Regions from separate parts of the Homo sapiens genome. Here region 2 is linked to region 1. Evidence: read pairs that join two places in POLR2A ChIA-PET (ENCODE). Cell type or tissue: Caco-2. All regions are shown on one strand. Each heading gives the region's core, and the rest is flanking DNA. Links, peaks and the distances in the headings are about the cores only.

Region 1 (11,878 bases), core at 1,599-9,598:
TTTTTTTTTTGAGATGCAGTCTCACTCTGTTGCTCAGACTGGAGTGCAGTGGTGCGCGATCTCAGCTCACTACAATCTCTGCCTCCCAGGTTCAAGTGATTCTCCTGCCTCAGCCTCCCAAGTAGCTGGGATTACAGATGCCTGCCGCCATGCCGGGCTAATTTTTGTATTTTTAGTAGAGATGGGGTTTCACCATCTTGGCCAGAGTGGTTTCAAACTCCTGACCTCAAGTGATCTGTCCGCTTCAGCCTTTCAAAGTGCTGGGAATTCAGGTGTGAGCCACTGTGCCCGGCCATAATGGATCCTTTCCTAAATCACAAGTCTCATCATGGTACTCTTCTGCTTAAGAATCTCGAGGGCCTTCTGTTGTCTATAATGGGAAGCCCAGGCTGTTAAATGTGATTCAAAGCCTTTATTTAGAATCTGGCTCCAGGCTACTTTTCCAGCCTGTCTCCCTACTATCACACATGTTTTTGTGCAGCTCAACTAGAATTTCTGTTAGTCTCCATGCCTTATGCTATCTTCTCATGGAAAATGTTCCCCAGTTGCCATGTCTAATCTGGGCATCTGTCCAGGCTCAGTGTAGATGCCACTTCACTCATATGCATACTCTTTCACTCATCACACTAGGTATGTCAAGATAGCTCTCTCTTTTAACAGACAGTGAACTCCTTGAGGGCAGTGTCCTTTGCTGCCTCAGCACCTGACTCATTGGTAGTACTCAAAAAATGTGCTGATTCGACTGGACTACAAGGTAATTCATTGAGAATTGGATCATGTCCATTTTTTTCACCAGTTTTTTCCCAGCCTGCTAGATATTAATAGTATGCACTCAGTACGTATTTTTTGAATAAATAAGTAAATGAAGAACCCTCTGCTGCCTTAGCCAGAAGTCATCTTTCTATTCTGTGTGCTCCTTCATTCCTTCATTACTTTTTATAACAGATCTATTATAATTATTTTGCATCTTTTCTTTCCTGTTTTGCACTAAACTACATGATGCAGTTCTTTCTAACTCATCACCTAGCGCAAGGCCTTTCACTTGGCAGTCATCACATGCTTGCTAAATTGAAAAGAATTTCTTTTTTACATTTTGTAGGTTTTTATATTTTCTTTAAAAACGATTGATGGCTGGGTGCAGTGGCGCACTCCTATAATCCCAGCACTTTGGGAGGCCGAGGTGGGTGGATCGCTTGAGCTCGGGAGTTCTAGGCCAGCCTGGGGAACATGGCAAAACCCCAACTCCACAAAAAAGACAAAAATTAGCCAGGTGCGGTGGCACGTGCCTGTAGTCCCAGCTACTCTGGAGGCTGAGGTGGGAGGATCGATTGAGCCCAAGAGCTGCAGTGTGCCATAACTGCACCACTGCACTCCAACCTCGGCTACAAAGTAAGAAAGACCCTGTGTCAAAATTTTTTCATTGATAACACCATACCTGCCCTTCATAATTAAGCAGTTGACATTAATCAGATGCTTACTTTGTACTAGGCACTGTGCCAAGGACTTTATATGCATTATCTCTTTAACCCTAATGAGGTGTAGGTACTTACTTTTTGCCAATTAAGATGAAGAAATAGAAGCTGGTAGGATAAGTGACTCTGCTAATGTCACACAGATGGCAAGTTACTGTGCTAAGACTCAAACTCAGCTCTGTCTGACTCTGTGCTCTTTACCTCAGTGTTTTTCTGTCTCTTTCGGTGTGAATAAGGACTCAAACCTCTCATTAGACGAAAGTGACCGAACTTCACCCTGTGAGCTTGTTGTTCCATGATGTTGCTACAGAGTTGTAGCCAAGCCTATACTTGTGCCTGCTCAGAGAAACAAGGAGTTGAACTTTGTTTTCTTGATTTGAAATGCTTCTCTAGTTCTTGAAGCAGCTTGCAAAACATGTGGCTCTGTTGAGAATTATCAGTTATTTGTTGGGCAAACTCCTCATCAGATTATTTTATAGTATAGTCAACTGATTCTTCGACCAGACAAAACTCAGCCTTGTTAATCACTAGAGATGCAATAAGAATAGATCTTATGATGGCAGCAGCAACTCCCCCTGTCAACACACAAAATCTACATGTATAAATTGGAAACCCTACGAAGAGATTTGCCCATTTTGTCAGGTTTCCCAGGAATGTCTCTGGCAAATCTTGATCTGGAACTCTGTCTGGATTTTGGAACACTAAATGTCTATATATATACGTATATTATGAAAATGATGGAGCTCAGCAGAAAGAGAAGATATGCCAAGAGAATTTAGTGCTGAGGTATTGGAACTGCAGAGATTCCCTGCTTTTCCTGACCCCCTTTAAAATATAATTAACATTTAACCCTTCTCTCCTGGTGATTGGAGTGTGAATTTCTTGAGGTTTATTTTATCAGCATCCAGGAATTGAAGAAGGAATTGAATTGTGGCTAGTGATTTAATAAATGCTCGTGAAGTGCTTTTGGAGGACTGTTCAAAATGTAACTGTTTAAGATAGTTCTTTTCATTTTTCTGATTGAATATATTCTCTAATATTTCTCCATTGGTGAAAATCTTGTAATTGGTGCAGATCTGGCACTTTTGGTTTTCCTCTTCTTTTACCTTGAGTGAAACAGATCTTGGTCCACTGATATTTCCTATTCAAGGATTACCTTTTGCTCTAGCAAAACAGGTGAAAACAGGAACAGATCCTGTTCCAGATCATTCAGAGCCCCATGGCTGCAGGAATCAAAGCTATGGCATGTTCAATTGATCCAGTCATATTCTTTTTTTCTTATTTTTTAAAATTTTTATATAGAGGTGAGGTCTCACTGTGTTGCCCAGACTGATCTCGAACTCCTGGGCTCAAGTGATCCTCCTGCCTTGGCCTCCCAAAGTGCTGGATTATAGGTGTGTGCCACCATGCCCAGCTGATCCTGTCAGATTTTGATATAGCTATACATATCAGGATATATATAAGGAATATATATATATATATTCTTTATATATGAACACCACAGAGAACATTATTTTCAAATGACATTGAGGTAGTTTTGAGGATAATATGAATGCACATTTAGACAAATTTATCCTTTTATCAGTTGAAGTGATTCTTAACCTTTTTGGATTCAGAAGTCTCTTGGAGAATCTAATTAAAGCTTTATTCCTCCTCCTGAAAAAATATACACTCAAACTTATAAATTTGCATTAATTTCAAAGGGTTCAAATACCTTCACCCTCAATCAGGCTCTGTCTTGATGCTCCATGGACTTATGGTCTCTAAGTTAAGATCCCCTGAAAGTGTTTAGGTAGCATATAACCATTAATATCAATAATTTGGCCCAAACTCCAAATCTATGAGTATCTTTGTTTTATACATTCTTTATATATTTCAGTGATAGCCCCACATTAGGCTGTAATCTCCATGAAGGCAAGGATTTGGGGGTTATTCATATATCACAGTGTTACATATTTTGGGGGGTACATATGATGTTTAGATACATCTATACAATGTGTTATGATCAAGTCAGAGTAATTGGGATATCCGTTGCTTCAAAGATTTATCTTTTCTTTGTGTTGGGAACATTAACAAGTCTTCCCTTGTGACTATTTTGAGATATACAATAAATTGTTAACTGCAATTTTCCTACTATACTTTCGAATACTAGAACTTATTCATTTTATCTAACTGTATTTTTGTACTCATGAATCAATATCTCTTCTCCTTCCCCTTTTTCCCTTCTCAGCTCTGGTAACCATCATTCTATTCTCTATCTCCATGAAATCCACTCTTTTAGTTCCCAGATATGAGTGAGAACATGCAATTTTTGTGTTTCTGTTCTTCACTTATTACATTTAACATAATGACCTCCAGTTCCATCTATGTTCTGCAAATGACAGGATTTCATTCTTTTTGTGGCCGAACTATATTCCTCTATGTATATATGTCACATTTTTTTTAATCCATTCATCCGTTGATGGACACTTAGGTTGATACCCAGCAGTGGGATTGCTAGATCATATGGTTGTTGTATTTTTAGCTTTTTGAGGAACCTGTATACTGTTTTCCATATTGACTGTGCTACTTGACTGTTTTTTGTCATTGTTTTATCCTTAATGCTCAAAAGAATGGCAAGCCCAGAGTAGGTGCCTGAGAAATATTAGTTTGAATTAGTGAACTAATCTTAGGAAACAGCATTCCTAGACCTTCTCAGACAAGAATTATCTAAAATTTTTCTGGACCTGCTACAATGAGGAAATTGAGCTATGGCAAGATTATAAACTGCATTGGGAATGCTTTGCTACCAGTTACTCCCATGTTAAGCTCTTATTAACTAAATCATCTTCTCTCTCTCTCTCTCTCTGTTTTTCTTTTTGAGACAGGATCTTGCTCTGTCACCCAGGCTAGAGTGCCACCCAGGCTGGAGTACAGTGGTGTGATTATGGTTCACTGCAGCCTTGAATTCCCAGGCTCAAGTGATCCTCCTGCCTCAGCCTCCCAAGTAGCTAGGACTACAGGCATGCACCACCATGCCTAATTTTTTAAATTATATTTTGTAGAGATGGGGTCTCTTATGTTGCCCAGGTTGGTCTTGAATTTTTGGCCTCAAGTGACCCTCCTGCCTCAGCCCCTCAAAGCACTGTGATTACACACATGAGCTACTGTGCCTGACCCTAAATCTTTAATGCTTAATTTTCTTCTCCATTTCGATAAATAAGATGCATGAAATTTGCAGACATCCTTAGTGAACCTGAGATTAGTTTGAGTCCATTGCAAATGGTTTCTTAGGCCTTTGCAGTTTCAGGGGCATGAAGAAACAAATATACACATTGTGTGCACAAGGCACAACATCTGTATGTCAAAGCTGTTATTTCATCCATTTAAGATCAAGCAAAAATCCTCTCTAAAATTATTCAGGGCACAGCAAGAGCAACACATCTCTCAACTCTAGTCACTGATCATTTTATTTCCCTGAATTCTAAAGCAGTCCCTCCCTTGTGGCCCAGGCAAAAAGAGGTGATTTGGGACTCCTAATTTCCTTGATAGCCTTGCAGAGACATTAACCACTTTTCTACTCAACTGGTGAAACTAGCTGCTAACTGGAGGTAGGGGGTGGGAGGGAGAAATAGAGGGGGTGGGGAAAGAGAGGGAATGAAAGAAAGAGTGTGTGTGTGTGTGTGTGTGTGTGTGTGTGTATGTGTGTGTGTGTGTTTGGGAGTAGAAGGGTCTGCAACCAAGGTTCTCATATAGCATGGTTCTGTCAGAACCTGTGAGCAGGCTTACTGTTGTCTACTAGATCAAGGACAGAATCATTAGTCTGACATTCAAGGGCCTCCCCAAGCTGTTTATCTGTCTGTCCCTATCTTCTATGACGCGAAGCTTTTGCTGAATTAGACTACTTTCTGTTTCTCAGATGTTCTCCCTGCTTGTCTGACGATTTTTCTTTCCTCCTACCTATTATTTTAGGCCCAGCCCAGATGCCATTTTTTAATTTCTTTAGCTGTTCTTTTATGGCACTTACTGCATTCTGGAGGTCTTAAATACTGCTTTTTGTCTTACAATCTTGTCTGGCCTAGTAATTATAAATTCCAACATGGCTTGAGGGCAGGGAAGGGCCACGTTTTTATCTGCACATGCGTTAGCGCTTTCCTCAAGGCTTTACCTGTGATAGGCAATACAGCACTTACTATCTTTGAGGTGTGGACTTCTCTTAAGCATTCGGGACTGCAGCATTTTTGAGAGCATGCAGCATTGAAATAGCTAGGCTTGTCTTCAAACCCTCTTCACATACCAAAAGGTTATGTATCTGGGTGGATGGTGGGTATCTTCTAAGAATCAACAGGGAAGCTCCATCATATTTTAATTATAGTGCTGGCAGCAGTACGACTTTTAACAAACAGCAGTAACAAGAAGTAACACTTGGGCGGGCCAGCCACCGGAAATTGGCCTCTTTCTCTGGGTTTCTCCTACCCCCTTTTCAATCCATCACCTGGATTTATTCCTGCTATAATTTAAACACCTGTCTAGATGGTATGCATGCAATGTGTCCCTACCCCACACATTCAGATATTTGCTCACCTGCCTTATTCGGAAGATTGGCTCTAAAATAAACAGTGATTTGGTACTAAAGGAAAAACGCACTGAGGTCACCGTGGCAATGGACATGAGGCAGAGAATGGGAGTGGAACATCTGGATAAGCTGCTCCAGGAGAGTGGGAGCAGAGGAAGAGGAAAAGCAGGAGCAGGGGGAGGAGGAGGAGAGCAAGGGGTGAAACATCTGCCAAGCAGGCCCCAAAGCTTAGGTGGAGGTAGGATCTTGTGACCAGATTTCCCACAGGCAGTTACTCACTTAGCAGCAGCCAGCTAGAGGGAGGCAGGGGCAGAGACATGTGGAACAAGTTGACTGTTTTTAGGCTTAAATTTCTTGTTTTTTTGTTTTTTCGTTGTTACCACTATTTCTCAGGGCAGCATAGCAAGTAATCTTGGAATTTTCTGAAGTTTGTCCTAAGCTGTTTTGTCCACTTTTGCATTCTTGGCATATTTAATGATTACTCTTTTTAATGTTTGAGCATCTGAACAACATTGAGAAATAGTAAAACCTTAAAGTTGCTAATGAAACTATTTTCCCTTCTCATTCCCCTTTGTTGTTTTGTAACTTGTCTTCACCCCATCAAAGGCATTTCTGCTGTTTTTTGGAAAATCCCCTGCCCGTGAGCTTTGTGGAGGAGAGGAAGCATTGAATGGTTCCTTTTACCTGTTCTCTCGTTTCCTTAGCTACCATTCCTGGTAACAAGTGCTTCTCAAACTCTGCAATGCAAGTAAGTTTCCCGTGGATCTTGAAAATGCAAATTTTGGTTCAGTGCAGCTGGGGCTGGGGCTGGGGCTGGGGCTGTGGCTGGGCCAAGATTCTGCATTTTTAATATGCTCCCAGTAATGCAGGTGCTCTTGGTCCAGAGACCAAATTCTAAGTCGCAAGGCTCAGTGGTACAAGGCAGTGAGATAACACAGTGATTAAAACAACAAGATTGGGAGAATTTTCATCAGGCAGACCAGGAATTGAATCCAGGGGCTGACACATAATAATTATTTGTTCTTGAGCAAGTTATTTTATCTCTCAACCTCAGTTTCCCCATCTACCTGTCTTGAAGACTAAGTAGGTTAATATACATAAAATATGCTTAGCATGTTGCCTGGAACAAGCTGTGTGTGTGTGTGTGTGTGTGTGTGTGTGTTTCAGACAGGGTCTTGCTCTATTATCCAGGCACTGTGTGTGTGTTTGTGTGTGTGTGTGTGTGTGTGTGTGTGTGTGTGTGTGTGTGTGTGTTTGAGACAGCGTCTTGCTCTATTATCCAGGCTGGAGTGCAGTGGTGTGATCTCAGCTCACTGCAGTCTCAACCTCCTGCGCTCAAGCAATCCTTCCCACCTCAGCCTCCCTAGTAGCTGGGACTAGAAGCATGCACCACCACACTCAGCTAATTTTTATATTTTTAGTGGAGAAGGGGTTTCACCATGTTGCCCAGACTGGTCTCGAACTCCTGGGCTCCAACGATCCACATGCTTTGGCCTCCCAAAGTGCTGGTATTACAGGTGTGAGCCACCGTGCCTGGCCCAAACTGTTTTTGAATTTAGCCGTCATTAGTATTAATATAGTTTTGTTGTTATTATTACTGTAGTGGATCTAAAACGTAGCATATTAAAATTGATTATAGTAGAACGTTTTAAAGGTCCAAACACAGACTTATAAGCTTCTTATGTGTATATACTTGTGTTTTTCACTTAAAGATGTTGATTAGCTTTACCAGTAGGGCATGTTCTTTGAGTCATGGTTTCAATTAAAAAAAAAAAAAAAAGCTATAGGTTTTCAACTATCTCCTGTCTGTTTTCCAGACCCCTTTGTGACCAATAACATGAATTCGTAGGTTGGCAAGCCTAGATTTAATAGCACAGACACTAGTTATTAGCCCAGAGAAGCCAACTGGCCCAATGGCTATGACCTCCACTTTAATATCCTAATATAGGTTGAGTGTCCCTAATTTAAAAATCCAAAATCCAAACTGCTCTAAAATTTGAAACTTTTTGAGCCACCTACATGATATTTCAAGTTTTCAGATTTGGGATGCTCAATTGGTATAATGCAAATATTCCAAAATACAAAAAAATCTGAAATGCAAAACACTTTTGGTCCCAAGTATTTCTGTTAAGGGACAGTTAACCTGTACTACTAACAAAAATGGTGAGCCAGTGATTGATTTTGTGAGTGGTGCTGTCTCTTCATGTACTGTAAGCCTGTTCTTTTAAAAAATTATTTAGCAATGAAATGTTGATCATCGTTGTATATCAGGTACCTGTAAGTGCTCTTTATCACTTTCTCTTCATTTGATCAGAGCTGGTTTTGTTATGTTATTTGGAGAAATGTAGATGGATAGAGAAGTGGATGTAGCCTGGTAACGTCTATAATCATCATCTTTCTGTCCTGTTAGGGAAGAAACCTTCAGGTATGAACCCTAATTGGCTTGTAGGGTTTATTAAGGTCTCATCCGATACTGGGAGATTTTCCCTGCCCTTAGGTCTTCTCTAGGCAGGACAAGGCAGTTCTAAAGCCAGAATTGATGCTTAGATTCGTTTTTGTTCAGTGACTCCTTCTGCCCATTCTGGAAAAAAGTGGGAAGCTGAAAAGAAAGACCAGAGGTTTTCTTACTTAATTTAATCTAGAGATAATTTGCTTGGTGCAAAATTTAGTCAGGTGTAAATCTGTATACGTAACATTTAGCCAGATCTGATTGAGAGTCTAGAGCTGTGCTGTGCAATAAGGTAACCACTAGCTACATCTGGCTTTTAAATTTTAAATTATATAAAGTTTAAAATCCAGTTCCTCAGTCATAGCAGGCATATTTCACATGCATAGTAGTCACATGTGGCTAGGGGTTACTGTATTGAACAGTGCACATTACAGAACATTTCCATTATCACAGATCATTCTAGAAGATAGAAAATGATTTATTTCACTTGTTTTTCTGATAGATCAGTGATGGCTACTTGGAGAAATGTGTAAAGAAGATTCTGAGACCATCTCCAAGTCAGCCCCGAGTTGCTTGATTATGGGTTAGCAGTATGAGTCCTAGGAAGAGACTGCTGGGTGAGGGATGTAGGGGTGTTAGCTCTGGCATATGTGCTGAGTGTCTTCTAGACAAAAAATCCACAAGTCTAAGAATAGAATATTTAATCTAGAGGGGCAGGTTATTATCATTTGGTAGGAACAGATTTTTTGTTTTCTTTTAGCAGGAATCCTTTAGAGAGAAAGGTGAGAAGCTTTTAAAGTTTTCTCATTCCTTGTATAGTCTCTCATTTAAGTAGCAGTCACTTTTGCTGTTTCTCAAATTAACAATGATACTTTGCTTTTGCATAAAACAAAATCACAGTGGCTGCCACTTCTTGGTTTATCCATCACATCAGGAATGGTTGTTATGTGAATAAACGTAACCCTCCAATAATCCAAAAGTAATTTCATGATCAAGTCACTTTTTACCTGCCAAGAAACAAAACTGGCCGAGGATGTTTTTCTTTGTTTTACTTCTTTAATGTCTTCTGATGAAAGATAACAAGTGGGAAGTAAAATCAAAGGGAAAGAAGGAAAAGCTGGTATAGTTTTGTCAATCTCTGTATAATCACTGTTTTAAGAATTTGAGGTCTGTATCTGATGATATTTTAAAAATCTCTAATAATTAAGGGTAACTAGGATTGTTTTCCTACTAGTTTCCAAACTAGAAAAGATTTTTAAAACTGGAGTACCAGTTCTGCAACTTTTATGTGACTTTGAGCAAATTGCTTATCATAACCTCTCTGAGCCTTAGTTTCTCCACTTGTGAAATGGTGTGGAACAGTATCTACCTCTGTGAATAATGGGTAAGGACTAAGTGAAATATAAAACCCAGAGTGCCTAACACCGCTACTGTAAGGACTCATTAAACCATATTATTTGGGAAAAGTAGACCACATGCGCTGGAAGGCGAACACTCTCTGTTCTGTCTTGGCCCTGCCACTTACAGGTGTGTGACTGTTGTCTAGTTGTTTACCCTCTTTTGACTTTGGCTTCCCCTTTTGTAAAATGGGTAACAGTAGAACCTGTTACAAAGGGATTGCTTGGGGTTAAATGAGATAATGCACTTCAAGATCATGCAAGAACCCAGCACTTTGGGAGGCCAAGGCGGGTAGACCACTTGAGGTCAGGGGTTACCAGCCTGGCCAACATGGTGAAATCCTGTCTCTACTAAAAATACAAAAATTAGCCTGGTGGCAGGTGCCTATAATTCCAGCTACTTGGGAGGCTGAGGCAGGAGAATCACTTGAACTCAGGAGGTAGATGTTGCAGTGAGCCAAGATTACGCCACTGCACTCCAACAGAGTGAGACTCTGTCTCCAAACAAGAAAATAAAACCATAATGCAAGATCATTGCACATAGTGAGTGTTCCATAAGTGGTAACTGTTAAGATGCATATGATGATGTTTAAATTAGGGGCAGTCTTGCCAAAGGATAGGTTTACTAAATCTTTTATCTCCTCTCCTTTCCATTCACTAATCTCCAGACGATATCATTTATACTAAACATGGTAAAGTGTGCACATTGTTTATTTATTGATATTCCCCTATAAATTATTAAGCCTCCTTTATTAAGTTCTTGGCACAACTAAAGCAGTAATTGGAGAAGCTGTTAGTTATCATAAAGACCTTTCTCACTGTACTTTTTCTGTAAGTTTCAAGATCATGTCTAATATAAAAGGTCTGATGGTCAAATCAGGGCAGGAAAGCAGAGGAGTCAGTGTGGGGCAGGAGTGAGTTCAGGAGTACAGGGAGTCTGGTTCATTGTCTGAAGGCCTGACCTACATTGCCCCTAGGATATAGGAAGAAGGACAAGGCATTTCAGAGAAACTAGTGGCCAGAGAAGTTACTACCATAATTTGCTACTATATCTTCCCTGTCTTATTTTTTTTTTTTTTTTTTTTTTTTGAGACAAGAGTCTCGCTCTGTCGCCAGGCTGGAGTGCAGTGCGCTATCTGAGCTCACTGCAGCCTCTGACTTCTGGGTTCAAGCAATTCTCCTGCCTCAGTTTCCTGAGTAGCTGGGACTACAGGCTCACACCACCACGCCCAGCTAATTTTTGTATTTTTAGTAGAGATGGGATTTCACCATGTTGGCCAGGATGGTCTCGATGTCTTGACCTCATGATCCACCCGCCTTGGCCTCCCAAAGTGCTGGGATTACAGGTGTGAGCCACCACGCCCAGCCTCTTCCCTGCCTTTTAGTTAGCATATGCCCTTCTTCTCCCCCTTGTAGAAGCAGTAGGGGACAGAAATGATAAGTCATATATGGCCGGTGAGTTTTTCTTCCAAAGACTGGTCCACACTAGAGGGTGCAGCCTCCACAGACACTGGGAATTGCTCCTGACCTATGGAAAACAACTTTCTTTCCAAGAAAATTATTTTTAGTCCTTTGGTGTAAAGACACAGTCCTGAGTTGTTTTCACTTACTGAATTCTATAACTAGGAATGAAACACTATACTCTTGCTAAAAATGACCTTTTTTCTTTCAGAATTTTTAGGGAAAAAAAATCATAATTCTCTCATTTGTAGTTTCAAAATTATTAGGCCCTTAGAACATTTTATAGCCAAACATTTGCCTTGGAATTAACATCTCCAGTCTGATGACTTTCACTACTGTTCTCTAGTGTCTCATGCTTAAAATCCTGCATTCAGCTTTGTGTCTTCTCTCTCTTCAACAGTCCCGGTGCATCTTACTTTGAAATGCTTCTCACAACCATTCTTTCTTTTCTTTTCTTTTCTTTTTTTTTTTTTTTTTTTTTTTTTGAGACGGAGTCTCACTCTGTCGCCCAGGCTGGAGTGCAGTAGTGAGATCTTGGCTCACT
Region 2 (11,878 bases), core at 1,569-9,568, 100 kb after region 1:
AGATAACATCTGAAAATTGATATTTTTTTCTTGCTGAACTGGCAAAATCCCAAGAGAGGAGTGATGATTCTTCAGTTATTAACAATTACTACTTTGTTATAAAGAGACACGGGAAGTACAGTGGCCCCTTTCTCAAATTACACTTACATTACAGAAGCACACACACCTCTTGGAAAAAAATGCCTGGCAGCCTGGATTGTTAGAATTGTGCCTACTCCTACATCTTGCTGCAGAGTTGTGTGGTCCTGTGTAATATCCATGCACTTTGGACAGAAGACGATCTAGTCTATTCTTGCAGTCCTGAACTGGGCAAGTAACCAGCATAAGGCTGCCCTTCTTTCTGTCTTTATATATATCACTCCAGGTTATCGATCTGTTCACTGTGGTTATCCATCCTGTGAACCCACACATCTTATAGCCACATACCTTTGCTTTATTGTCCTCATATCCTCAGGGCATAATTGCTCCTGAAAGTTCTAAAGAAAGAAAATGACATGCTAAGCCACGCCTGTCTTTGGAAAAAGCAAGCTTTCCACACGGAAATATTTACACCTCTGCTTACCTGATCTGTAGAGTTTGAACCAGGTCCCAAAAAGTGTAGGTAGATAATAGCAGGGCTTGGAGAATGATGACTTGAAGTGTATTGCCCTGTTGGCATGATTTGTATTGATTTTTATCCTGTATTCTTTCAAATTGTGATTATAAAGAAAAAGACTCAGATTCTCTTAAGTCCTCAAAATGAAGAGCATTACTAAAACTAAAACAGTAGTCTCTTATACTTCTTTGTTCTCGTCTTTTGAACATGCAGGTATTTCCAGTTTGCACCATAGATGTCAAGGGGCTCCCTTCTCTTAAAACTTGAATGCAGGGTTTTTTTGTTGTTGGGGGGTGGGTGGTTGGTTGCTTTTGTTTTTGTTTTTGTTTTTTTGAGTCAGAGTCTCGCTCTGTCACCCAGCCAGACTGGAGTGCAGCGGCATGATCTCAGCTCACTGCAACTTCCGCCTCCCAGGTCCAAACAACTCTCGAGCCTTCGCCTCCCGAGTAGCTGGGATTACCGGCATGCGCCACCATGCATGGCTAATTTTTTTTTTTAATTTTTAGTAGAGACAGTGTTTCACCATGTTGGCCCGGCTGGCCTCGAACTCCTGACCTCAAGCGATTTGCCCACCTTGGCCTCCCAAAGTGCTAGGATTACAGGCATGAGCCACCGCGCCCAGTCTGGTTATGCAGTTAGTTGATACCAGAGAGGAGTAGCTTGAATGTGTGGACTTGCCTTCGCTATAATAAAACATAGCCTCTATCCCCATTATAAAATGGGGAAAGAAGTTAGAAAACCAACCTGATTTTAAGATGATGAGGTGAAGAAAAAGCAGCTGCTTAGAAGTTGCTGTATGTATCATTTAGTTGTTTGGTGTTGGTTAGAAGAATCACTCTTATTTTAATATCTAATGAACTGAAAAGTGAGAGTGAGGTATTTTCCTTCCCTTTTTATTTATTTGTAATTTGATTCCCAGGGAAATTAAGACTTGTGACAAGCCCAAATGAAGATATTTTGGAATTTGACAGGAGAGTTTTTTAACTTATGCCTAAGCTTCAAATTATATTAGGCAATAAATTATTGATAGTTTTTAATCAGATACTGGAATATGGAATTTTCAAAATCACAACTCAGAAAAATGACCGCTCACAGGCCTTCTGTTTTATATTTATTCTTCCTTTTTAGTATTCTCCAAAATTAATCATCATCGTACATGTGTACATTTATTCTTATTATTACCACAAGAGCCTTCTGATGATCGAGAGGAGAGAGACCCTCAGTTCACCTCTGGAAGGGAAGTTGTTGTACATGAGCACAGGGAGGAATCAGTCTCAAGAGCCAGACCTCCTGAAAACCTGCAGCGTTGCTGAGAGAATCAGCAGCTTTACTGGCTGAACAGCAGCTCGGGTTAGCCCATCCCGTGGCCAGGTCATTTGCTGGCTCCTCCGCAGCCAGCTTCCATTGTTGTCTAGGCTGACAGCTCCGCCCTACTCATGACGTGACTCTCTCTATGGGATTGTTTCTCTCCTTTTTTTTTTTTACATTCAGTTTTCAGAAGACAGAATGGAATACTTCTCATTCATTCCTCCAGCAAAGTGCCCCTGGTGGGCAGAGCTCTCTCTCCCAGGCCTTAACTGGCCTAAATAAAGTGGGTGGCAGCTGCCTTCCAGACAGATGCCAGCCTGGTACTAGGGTAGTATGATTGTGTGATACAAAGCTGCCAATGTATGCATGTCTGACCATTTTTTCAGATGGGATTGTAGCTAGGCAGGTACAGCATAGCCTTTTCATGTCCAGCATAGGGTCTTAAAATATAAAACCACATGCAATAAAATAACAAGGTATAAAGGGAAAGTCAGGGCCAAAAAACAAGATAATTCCAAGTTTTCAAATATCAGCCTAAATAAACTTATTGTCGTTGAGGTGAAATTTGGTTCTAAGATTCCTAATAGGCAGGGCAAACAGGGAAACATGATAAATTGGAGTATATAGTTCTCACAATCAAAAAGGAAGAAATACTCCAGGGAAAGTCAAGATATTTCCTAGTATTGGTTCTAAAGGAAGTATTTTACATACTTTATATACAAGACACCTAATAAAGTAGTAGTCAACTGCTAATGAACTATTAAAAAATAGTCAATAGTAGCTTCTCAGTCAACAGGCCAATAGAGTGCTGTGTTTCATATGCCTACTCCTTGGCATGAACTGTGCAAAGATAAAATATTATAGTACACGTCAATGAAGACAGTTTTGTGAGGGGACAAAAGGAATATAGTCTAAGTTTCCTTGTGGTCTTCGTAATCCAAGGGTAAGATAATGGTTATTTAGAGGATTGGGTGAATTGCATGTGTCTTAGGCAATCCTAAATATAACTTCTCTCAATTGATTGCTTGATAAGAACTAGTTGTGCTCTTAGGCAAGGATCCAGATACCTGGTCTTTTATCTTACTGTTTGAAGATGCGTCTATTAATATATGCTTGGGAAAGCAGGTGGCAGAGGTAACATCTTCTGAAAGCTTTGGCAGCTAAGCAGTATTCTCGCTCTATCATGTGGCATGTTGATTGTCTGCTCCCTGACTCCCATACACAGTTTCCTCTGCCTAGGCACCATCTCCCCACTTTTGCTCCCTCCCTCCCCAATATGCCTATTCCTGTTTGTCCTCAACCACTTTTCTCCTGTCCAGCCCTACCCTATGTTAATCTGATTTAGATGCTTTTGACTCTGCTCTTTAGAACTCTGTAATTACCTCTATCATGGCTTTTACAATACTCTAGGATCTTTATGGTTACTTAACTGCTCCCTCTACTAAGCTTGAAATTTCCTGGAATGCGAGGATCAGGTCCAAGTGGACTCTAAAACTCTAGGGTCTAGCATAGTGCCCAGCCTGTAGTAGGGGCTTAAGAAATCCCAATTCAGAAAAGAAAACAAAAAATAATAAGGTGACAAATAAATAACCAAAAATAAAAAAGAAATTCTGATTGAATAGATGAATGAGTAAATTTTCATATTTCTGCCTTTTTTTATTCTTCTACTGACATTTGGAATACCTGCCTACATATGCAAATTCTTCCTATTCTTAGGCCAAGCTCAGTGGCTCACACCTGTAATCCCAGTACTTTGGGAGGCCGAGGTGGGCAGATCACTGGAGGCCAGGAGTTCAAGACCAGCGTGGCCAACATAACGAAACCCTGTCTCTATTAAAAATACAAAAATTAGCTGGGCGTGGTGGCACACGTCTTTAGCACCAGCTACTCGGGTGGCTGAGGCAGAAGAATTGCTTCAGTCCAGGGAGGCAGAGGTTGCAGTGAGCCAAGATTGTACCACTGCGCTCCAGCCTAGGCGACAGAGGAAGACTGTTTAAAAGGAAAAAAAAAAAAAAAAATATATATATATATATATATATTTTATCCCCTAAGGGCCCAGTTAAGTTTTTTGTTTTGTTTTGTTTTTGTTTTTATTTGTGTTTTGAGATGAGTCCCGCTCTGTCACTCATTTATCTTGTCGTTTAAAAAATTCCTAGAGACCTACAATTTATATCACAAAGTTTAACACTTCTTCAGATTTTGTCATCTTTTATCACTGCTTACTTTTTGGGTGAATTGTCTCTTCAATAAGACCATAAACTTTTTGAGGGCAGAATTATATCTGTATGTTTCTTCAATCCCTAGTAATACCCAAAATGTTTCATTACTTTGTATTGTAGACCCTAAAGAAAAGAACACATACATACATAAAACTTTTCTGAAAAATAGTCCATTTCCTCTGTTCTCCTGGATTTAAGTCAAATGCCTAACCTCAGAAGATAAAATCTTCTAATGAAGATTTCATAAAAAATGCATTTTATTATTAAACAGTCTTCAAAATCAGAATAACCTTCCTTATAAATTACCTGGTATTTCTATCCCATTTCTTGCAACATTGTAAAACTACTTCCTGTAAAATAATGAATGATTGATCACTACTCTTGTTTTTTTTTTTTTTTTTTTTTTGAGACGGAGTCTTGCTCTGTCGCCCAGGCTGGAATGCAATGGCCCAATCTCGGCTCACTGCAAGCTCCGCCTCCCAGGTTCACGCCATTCTCCTGCCTCAGCCTCCTGAGTAGCTGGGACTACAGGAGCCTGCCACCATGCCTGGCTAATTTTTTGTATTTTCAGTAGAGACGGAGCTTCACTGTGTTAGCCAGGATGGTCTCGATCTCCTGACCTCGTGATCCGCCCACCTTGGCCTCCCAAAGTGCTGGGATTACAGGCATGAGCCACTGTGCCCGGCCGATCGCTACTCTTTAGATAACAACATCTGCTACACATTCCCAACCTTACTATAACTTGTTACATGGTAGATTTCAGTATGAAGATGTTCCATTTTAGACCACATTCAAGAATCTCATTATAAGGGAACAAAGTTAAAATGAGATTGAATTTATTTGGAAAACATTCGCTTTCAGCTTTTTTTTTCTCCCCTCTACATCACCTAACTAACTGGAATTGTTTATTGCACAGATCAGATTTCTCTTTTGAACACTGAACTGTCTTTCTTATCTTCTGAACTCACCATGAATTCTTTAGGTTCCTCTTAAGTTGTGTAATACCTGAAACTGAACACCACACTCTAATCTGACAGGTGTTGAGTATTGTGTAAAATTTATCATCATGGTTCCGGAGTCATATGTTACACTTTAAATGTGCACAGTATTCCCAGAAACAAAACCAAAGTTCTCTCAACCCTTACTTGTTACCTTCCTTACTTCTTTTTGCTTCACAGGGCCATGCAGCATTACCACTGCTGTTGTCAGTAACAATACCTAAGTTTTGTAAGAATTCCAGAATGCAGGGTGGAAAGATCATAACTGTGAAGTTAGACTGACCTGTGTGGGCCCTGTCACTGTCCAGTTGGCAACTTTAGGCTAATCACTTAACCTCTTTCAGCCTCAGTTTCCTCATCTATACAATAAGCATAAAAATATCAATCTTGCAGGATTGGGATATGAAGATGATAGATTGCCTCAATAGCAACAGCAAAAATTCCTGTATAAAAATGGGTTAGAATAGACATTCAAAGAAGATATGCAAATAACTAATAGGCACATGAAAAGATGCTCAACATTGCTAATCATAAGAGAAATGCAAATCAGAACCCATGGTGAGATACCACCTCACACCTTTAGGATGGCTACTATTAAAAAAGCAAAAAATAAGTCGGACATGGTGGCTCCTGCCTGTAATCCTAGCACTTTGGGAGGCCAAGGCAAGAGGATCACTGGAGGCCAGAAGTTCAAGACCAACCTGGGCAACACAGTGAAACACCGTCTCTACAGACAATAAAAACAATTAGACAGGCATGGTTGCACACACCTGTAGTCCCAGCTTCTTGGGAGACAGAGGCAGGATTGCTTAAGCCCAGAAATTCAAGGCTGCAGTGAGATATGATCGGGCTGCTGTACTCCAGCCTGGGTGACAGAGCAAGACTGTCACAAGAAACAGAGAGATAGAGAGGGATGAGGGGAGGAGAGGGAGGGGAAAGGGAAGAAGGAAAGAAGGGAAGGAAGGGAGGGAGGGAGGGAAGAAGGGAAGGGAGGACTAAAAACTAACAAGTACTGGGGAAGATGTGGAGAAATTGGAACCCCGGTGTACTGTTGGGAATGGAAGATGGTGCAGCTACTATGAAAAACACTATGGTGGTTCCTCAAACAATTAAACATAGAATTACTGGCCAGGTGCAGTGGCTCACACCTGTAATCCCAGCACTTTGGGAGGCTGAGGCAGGAAGACTACTTGAGGCCAGGAGTTCAAGACCAGCCTGGGCAACATAAGGAAACCCTGGTTCTACGAAAAATAAAGTAGCCAGGCACAGTGGCACATGCCTATAGTTCTAACTACTTGGGAGACTGAGGTGGGAGGATCACTTGAGCTGGGAGGTCGAGGCTGCCATGATCCATGATCACACCAGGGCACTCCAGCCTCGGTGACAGAGCGAGACTCTGTCTCAAAAAAACAAAAAAATTGAATTACCATATGATCCAGCAATTTCATTCTGTGTGCGTATGCCCAAAAGAATTGAAAGCAGAGACAGAAACAGATATTTGTATCCTCCTAACAGCATTATTCACAGTAATCAAAAGACAGAAGCATCCCAAGTGTCCGTCGGCAGATGAATGAGTCAACAAAATGTGGTCTATGTATTCAGTGAAATACTATTCAGCCTTCAAAATAAAGGAAATTCTGCAATAAGCTACAGCATGGAACTTTCAGGACGTTATGCTAAGTGAAATGAGCCAATCACAAAAAGACAAGTACTATATGATTCCACTTATACAAGGTACCTAAAGTAGTCAGAATCGGAAAGGTAGAAAGTAGAATGGTGGTCAGCAGGGGGTGGGGAGAGAGGGGAATAGGATGTTTTTGTTTAATGGGCACAGAGTTGCAGTTTTGCAGGATGCAGAGTTCTGGAGCTGAATGATGGGATGGTCGTGCAGCGTGAATGCACTTAATGCCACTGAACTGTACACTTGAAATTGTTAGGATGGTAAAGTTTATGTTACATGTATTTTGCCACAATTTTTAAAGAAAGATTATAGATTGTGTATGTATTATACCCCAGATTAGGTGTTTTTGTTTTCTCGATTTTGCATTTGAGGAAACTAAGGCTGAGAGAAGTTAAGTAGCTTGTCCAAGCCACACGGTCAATGATGGAGCTGAAATTCACACCCAAGCAGTTTTTTTCTAGAAGCTGCTGAACTGCTTCTTCATCTGAAAACTCGGCCCGTCAAGGTGATTTCATTTTATCAGCTTCCTTTCCTAATGGAGCTAAGCGGCTGGTGATCAGGCCCTGTGGCCTCCGCCTCCCTGCAGTGTCTGGTTGTTATCTCAAATGGCTCATTAGGGGGATGCCTGGCAGTAGGGGGGCATGTGTAGTTTAGGCTGGCTGTCTCTTTATCCAGCCATTTAACTTTCTCTTATTTAGATGGAGCCAGACCTGGAGAGGGAGGATAAGGAGCAAGGTGGGCCTTCTGCCTCTACTCCCCTGGGTGGGGGTGATCTGGGATCTTTCCCACATGCCCGAACCGCCTTCGAAGGGACAGCAGTTCTGGTTGGCAGAGGAAACATGGATGTAGATGAAGCTCTGCAGCAGAGGGTGGAGCTGAAGTGAGGAGGTAGGAGGTGGGGGAAAAGCCGAGAGGGCTTGGGAATCACCCCTGGATTAGTTAAGAGAGCATTCCCTGCAGGTAACAGAAACTCCGAGAAATCAGTGGCAGGGTAAGTAAGGGATTTATTTTTCTCACATGTCAAAAAGTCTGGAGACAGGAGGTCCAGGGCTAGTGCTGCTCTTCAGAGACATAACTGAGGAGCCAGGCTGCTCTCTTTCTGCTCTACTAACTCTAATGCATTGGCTTTCATTTTGCTGGTCATAAGATGGTTTCTGTTCCTACCGGCATTGTGTCCATGTTTCAGTGAGAAGAGGGGGAAGGGCAAAAGACAGATGCCAGGTCAATCTGTCCCCCTTTCAAAAACACTTTCTTGGAAGCCCAGCAGTTCTAACTACCATATCATTGGCCAACACTGGCTCCCTTGCCTACTTCTCCTTAGCAACAGAGGTGTCTAGAGAGGTGGTCTTTTAGCTGGGCACATTGCCTTCCCAGTCAGATCTGGGCTCTTTTATTGAGGAAGAAGGGGGGATGGCTAATGATATACATCTACTGGTTTCAATCACAGCACATTTTCTTTCCAGAGACTCCACCCCTGCTGGAGGAACTTCATCACACTTCTGCAGCCCCTCTACCACCAGCTTCTTGACTGCTATAAATAGATACGTTGTTCCTTGACCCAAATTTGCCCCAGTCCTGTCTACTAGTACATGGAGTTGGGGGTCCCTATTACCTTTCAGTTACAGTAACACATGAGAGCCCTCATGTTTCTGGAAGTGTTTAAAAGGTCACCGTAAATGAGGAAGATGGAAAAAATGAGCCATAGAGAAAAAAAGTACCCTATAAATATACTTATCAAAATTATAAATTTGCTCTGAGTACAATATAAAATTATGATATATCACATTCATTCACATAAATTATTTACTATTTGATTATCCTTCAGCTGAATAATGACTATGTATACTCTTAAATTATGGAGATTAATATTGTTATAACTTTAATTTTATTATGATAGTAAATTCTGTTCACGAATGTTGTCTTCCTAAGATTTGCTCACAGTATAGCTGCTTTAAACACTGAGACAAGTTATTAATGATTCCTGTTTCATTTAAAGAAAAGCTTCTGGCCAGTCGCAGTGGCTCACACCTGTAATCCCAGCACTTTGGGAGGCTGAGGCAGGTGGATCACGAGGTCAGGAGTTCGAGACCATCCTAGCCAACATGGTGAAACCCTGTCTCTACTAAAAATACAAAAATTAGCTGGGCATGGTGGCACGTGCCTGTAATCCCAGCTACTCGGGAGGCTGAGGCAGGAGAATTGCTTCAACCAGGGAGTCAGAGGTTGCAGTGAGCTGAGATCACGCCACTGCACTCCAGCCTGGCTCCAGAGCAAGACCGTCTCAAAAAAAAAAAAAAAAAAAAAAAAGGAAAAAGAAAAAGAAAAGAAAAGCTTCCTTGTGCTCAGGTCTTTGCTGAGATTCTCCAAAAAGAATAGGACAGGGAGGGGCCTGGTAACTTGAAAAATCCAAAACAGAAGTTCACTCAGCAGTATGGAGTCATAATTTTAAAAAAGGATTTTAATCTAATAGTGAATATAAAGCTACAGTAACCAAAACAGTATGGATGGGATAGAATTAAATGTCCAGAAATAAACTTATATATCAAATAGCCAATTGATTATTCAGTGGACTAGTCTCTTCAACAACTATTCAGTGGTACCAAGACTATTCAGCGGAATAGTCTCTTCAACAACTGGCATTTGAACAGTTGGTTATCCACATGCAAAACAGTGAAGTTGGACCCCTGTTTCACATCTACACAAATATTAACCAAAAATTGATAAAATACCTACATGAAAGGGCTAAAACTATAAAATTCCTAGAAGAATACATAGGAATAAATCTTCATGTCGTTGGATTAGGCCACAGTTTCTTAGCTGTGATACCAAAAAGTACAAGCAACAACAAAATTAGACAAGTTGGACTTCATCAGAATTTTAAAATTATGTGCTTCAACGGATACCACCAAGAAATGTGAAGGACAAACCGGGTGCAGTGGCTCACACCTGTAGTCCCAGCATTTTGGGAGGCCAAGGCAGGCAGATCACTTGAGCTCAGGAGTTTGAGACCAGCCTGGGCAACATGGCAAAATCCCATCTCTACTAAAAATACAAAAATTAGCCAGGCATAGTGCCTCACGCCTGTAAGTTCCAGCTACTGGGGAGGCTGAGGTGGGAGGAATGCTTGAGCCCAGGAAGTGGAGGTTGCAGTGAGCTGAGATTGCACCACTGCACTCCAGCCTGGGTGAGAGTGAGATCCTGTCTCAAAAGCAACAACAACAACAACAACAACAAAATGAAATGTAAAAGACAGCCCACAGAGTGGCAGAAATTATTTGCAAATCATTTATATGGCAAGGGACTTGTATCCAGAATATATACAGACCTCTTGTAGCCCAACAATAAAAAGATAACCCAATTTTTTTTTAAATTTAAGTTCTAGGGTACAAGTGCACAACGTGTAGGTTTGATACATAGGTATACATGTGCCATGTTGGTTTGCTGCACCCATCATATTTCTCCTAATGCTATTCCTCCCCCAGTTCCCCACCCCTCGACAGGCCCTGGTGTGTGATGTTCCCCTCGACCCCTGTGTCCAAGTGTTCTCATTGTTCAGTTCCCACCTGTGAATGAGAACATGCGGTGTTTGGTTTTCTGCTTTGTGATAGTTTGCTGAGAATGATGATTTCTAGCTTCATCCATGTCCCTGCAAAGGACATGAACTCATCCTTTTTTATGGCTGCATAGTATTCCACGGTGTAAATGTGCTGCATTTTCTTAATCCAGTTCTGTCACTGATGGACATTTGGGTTGGTCCAAGTCTTTGCTGTTGTGAATAGTGCTGCAGTAAACATACAAGTGCATGTGTCTTTATAGTAGCATGATTTATAATCCTTTGGGTATATACCCAGTAATGGGATCGCTGGATCAAATGGTAATTCTAGTTCTAGATCCTTGAATGGTTGAACTAATTTACACTCCTAACAACAGTGTAAAAGCGTTCCTATTTCTCCACATCCTCTCCAGCATCTGTTGTTTCTTGACTTTTTAATGATTGCCATTCTAATTGACATGAGATGGTATCTCGTTGTGGTTTTGGTTTGCATTTCTCTGATGACCAGTGATGATGAGCATTTTTTCATGTGTGTGTTGGCTACATAAATGTCTTCTTTTGAGAAGTGTCTGTTCATATCCTTTGCCCACTTTTTGATGGGGTTGTTTGTTTGTTCCTTGTAAATTTGTTTGTGTTCTTTGTAGATTCTGGATATTAGCCCTTTGTCAGTTGGGTAGATTGCAAAAATTTTCTCCCATTCTGTAGGTTGCCTGTTCACTCTGATGATAGTTTCTTTTGACATGCAGAAGCTCTTTAGTTTAATTAGATCCCATTTGTCTTTTTTGGCTTTTGTTGCCATTGCTTTTGGTGTTTTAGTCATGAAGTCCTTGCTCATGCCTATGTCCTGAATGGTATTGCCTAGGTTTTATTCTAGGGTTTTATGGTTTTAGGTCTAACATTTAAGTCTTTAATCCATCTTGAATTAATTTTTGTATAAGATGTAAGGAAGGGATCCAATTTCAGCTTTCTTCATATGGCTAGCCAGTTTTCCCAGCACCATTTATTAAAAAGGGAATCCTTTCCCCATTGCTTGTTTTTGTCAGGTTTGTCAAAGATCAGATTGTTGTAGATGTGTTCTGTTATTTCTGAGGCCTCCGTTCTGTTCCATTGGTCTATATATCTGTTTTGGTACCAGTACCATGCTGTTTTGGTTACTGTAACCTTGTAGTATAGTTTGAAGTCAGGTAGTGCGATGCCTCCTAAGCTTTGCTCTTTTTGCTTAGGATTGTCTTGGCAATGTGGGCTCTTTTTTGGTTCCATATGAACTTTAAAGTAGTTTTTTCCAATTCTGTGAAGAAAGTCATTGGTAGCTTGATGGGGATGGCATTGAATCTATAAATTACCTTGGGCAATATGGCCATTTTCACTATATTGATTCTTCCTATCCATGAGCATGGAATGTTCTTCATTTGTTTGAGTCCTCTTTTATTTTGTTGAGCAGTAGTTTGTAGTTCTCCTCGAAGAGGTCCTTCACATTCCTTGTGAGTTACATTCCTAGGTATTTTATTCTCTTTGTAGCAATTG

Evidence for each region. ChIA-PET counts read pairs that join two places held together with the same protein. Peaks named below come from ENCODE experiments on the same cell type or tissue, not always from the same donor. Only the 100,000 strongest peaks of a DNase experiment are listed, where the experiment ranks them.
Region 2: POLR2A ChIA-PET joins it to region 1 with 10 read pairs; 4 of 35 experiments call an interaction of 5 or more read pairs at or near these places.

The regions. Positions count from the first base shown.
Region 1 is chr14:75,806,037-75,817,914 of GRCh38, forward strand. All of the region lies in intron 27 of TTLL5 (tubulin tyrosine ligase like 5), which reads left to right. Among named protein-coding and RNA genes, the nearest start is that of TTLL5, 150 kb to the left of the region's middle. RefSeq lists an enhancer at 6,160-6,665. In Caco-2, for the core only: no CTCF peak of the experiment used is centred there; a DNase peak (open chromatin) is centred at 6,055.
Region 2 is chr14:75,910,114-75,921,991 of GRCh38, forward strand. All of the region lies in intron 31 of TTLL5 (tubulin tyrosine ligase like 5), which reads left to right. Among named protein-coding and RNA genes, the nearest start is that of TGFB3, 66 kb to the right of the region's middle. RefSeq lists an enhancer at 7,146-7,647. In Caco-2, for the core only: no CTCF peak of the experiment used is centred there; a DNase peak (open chromatin) is centred at 4,618.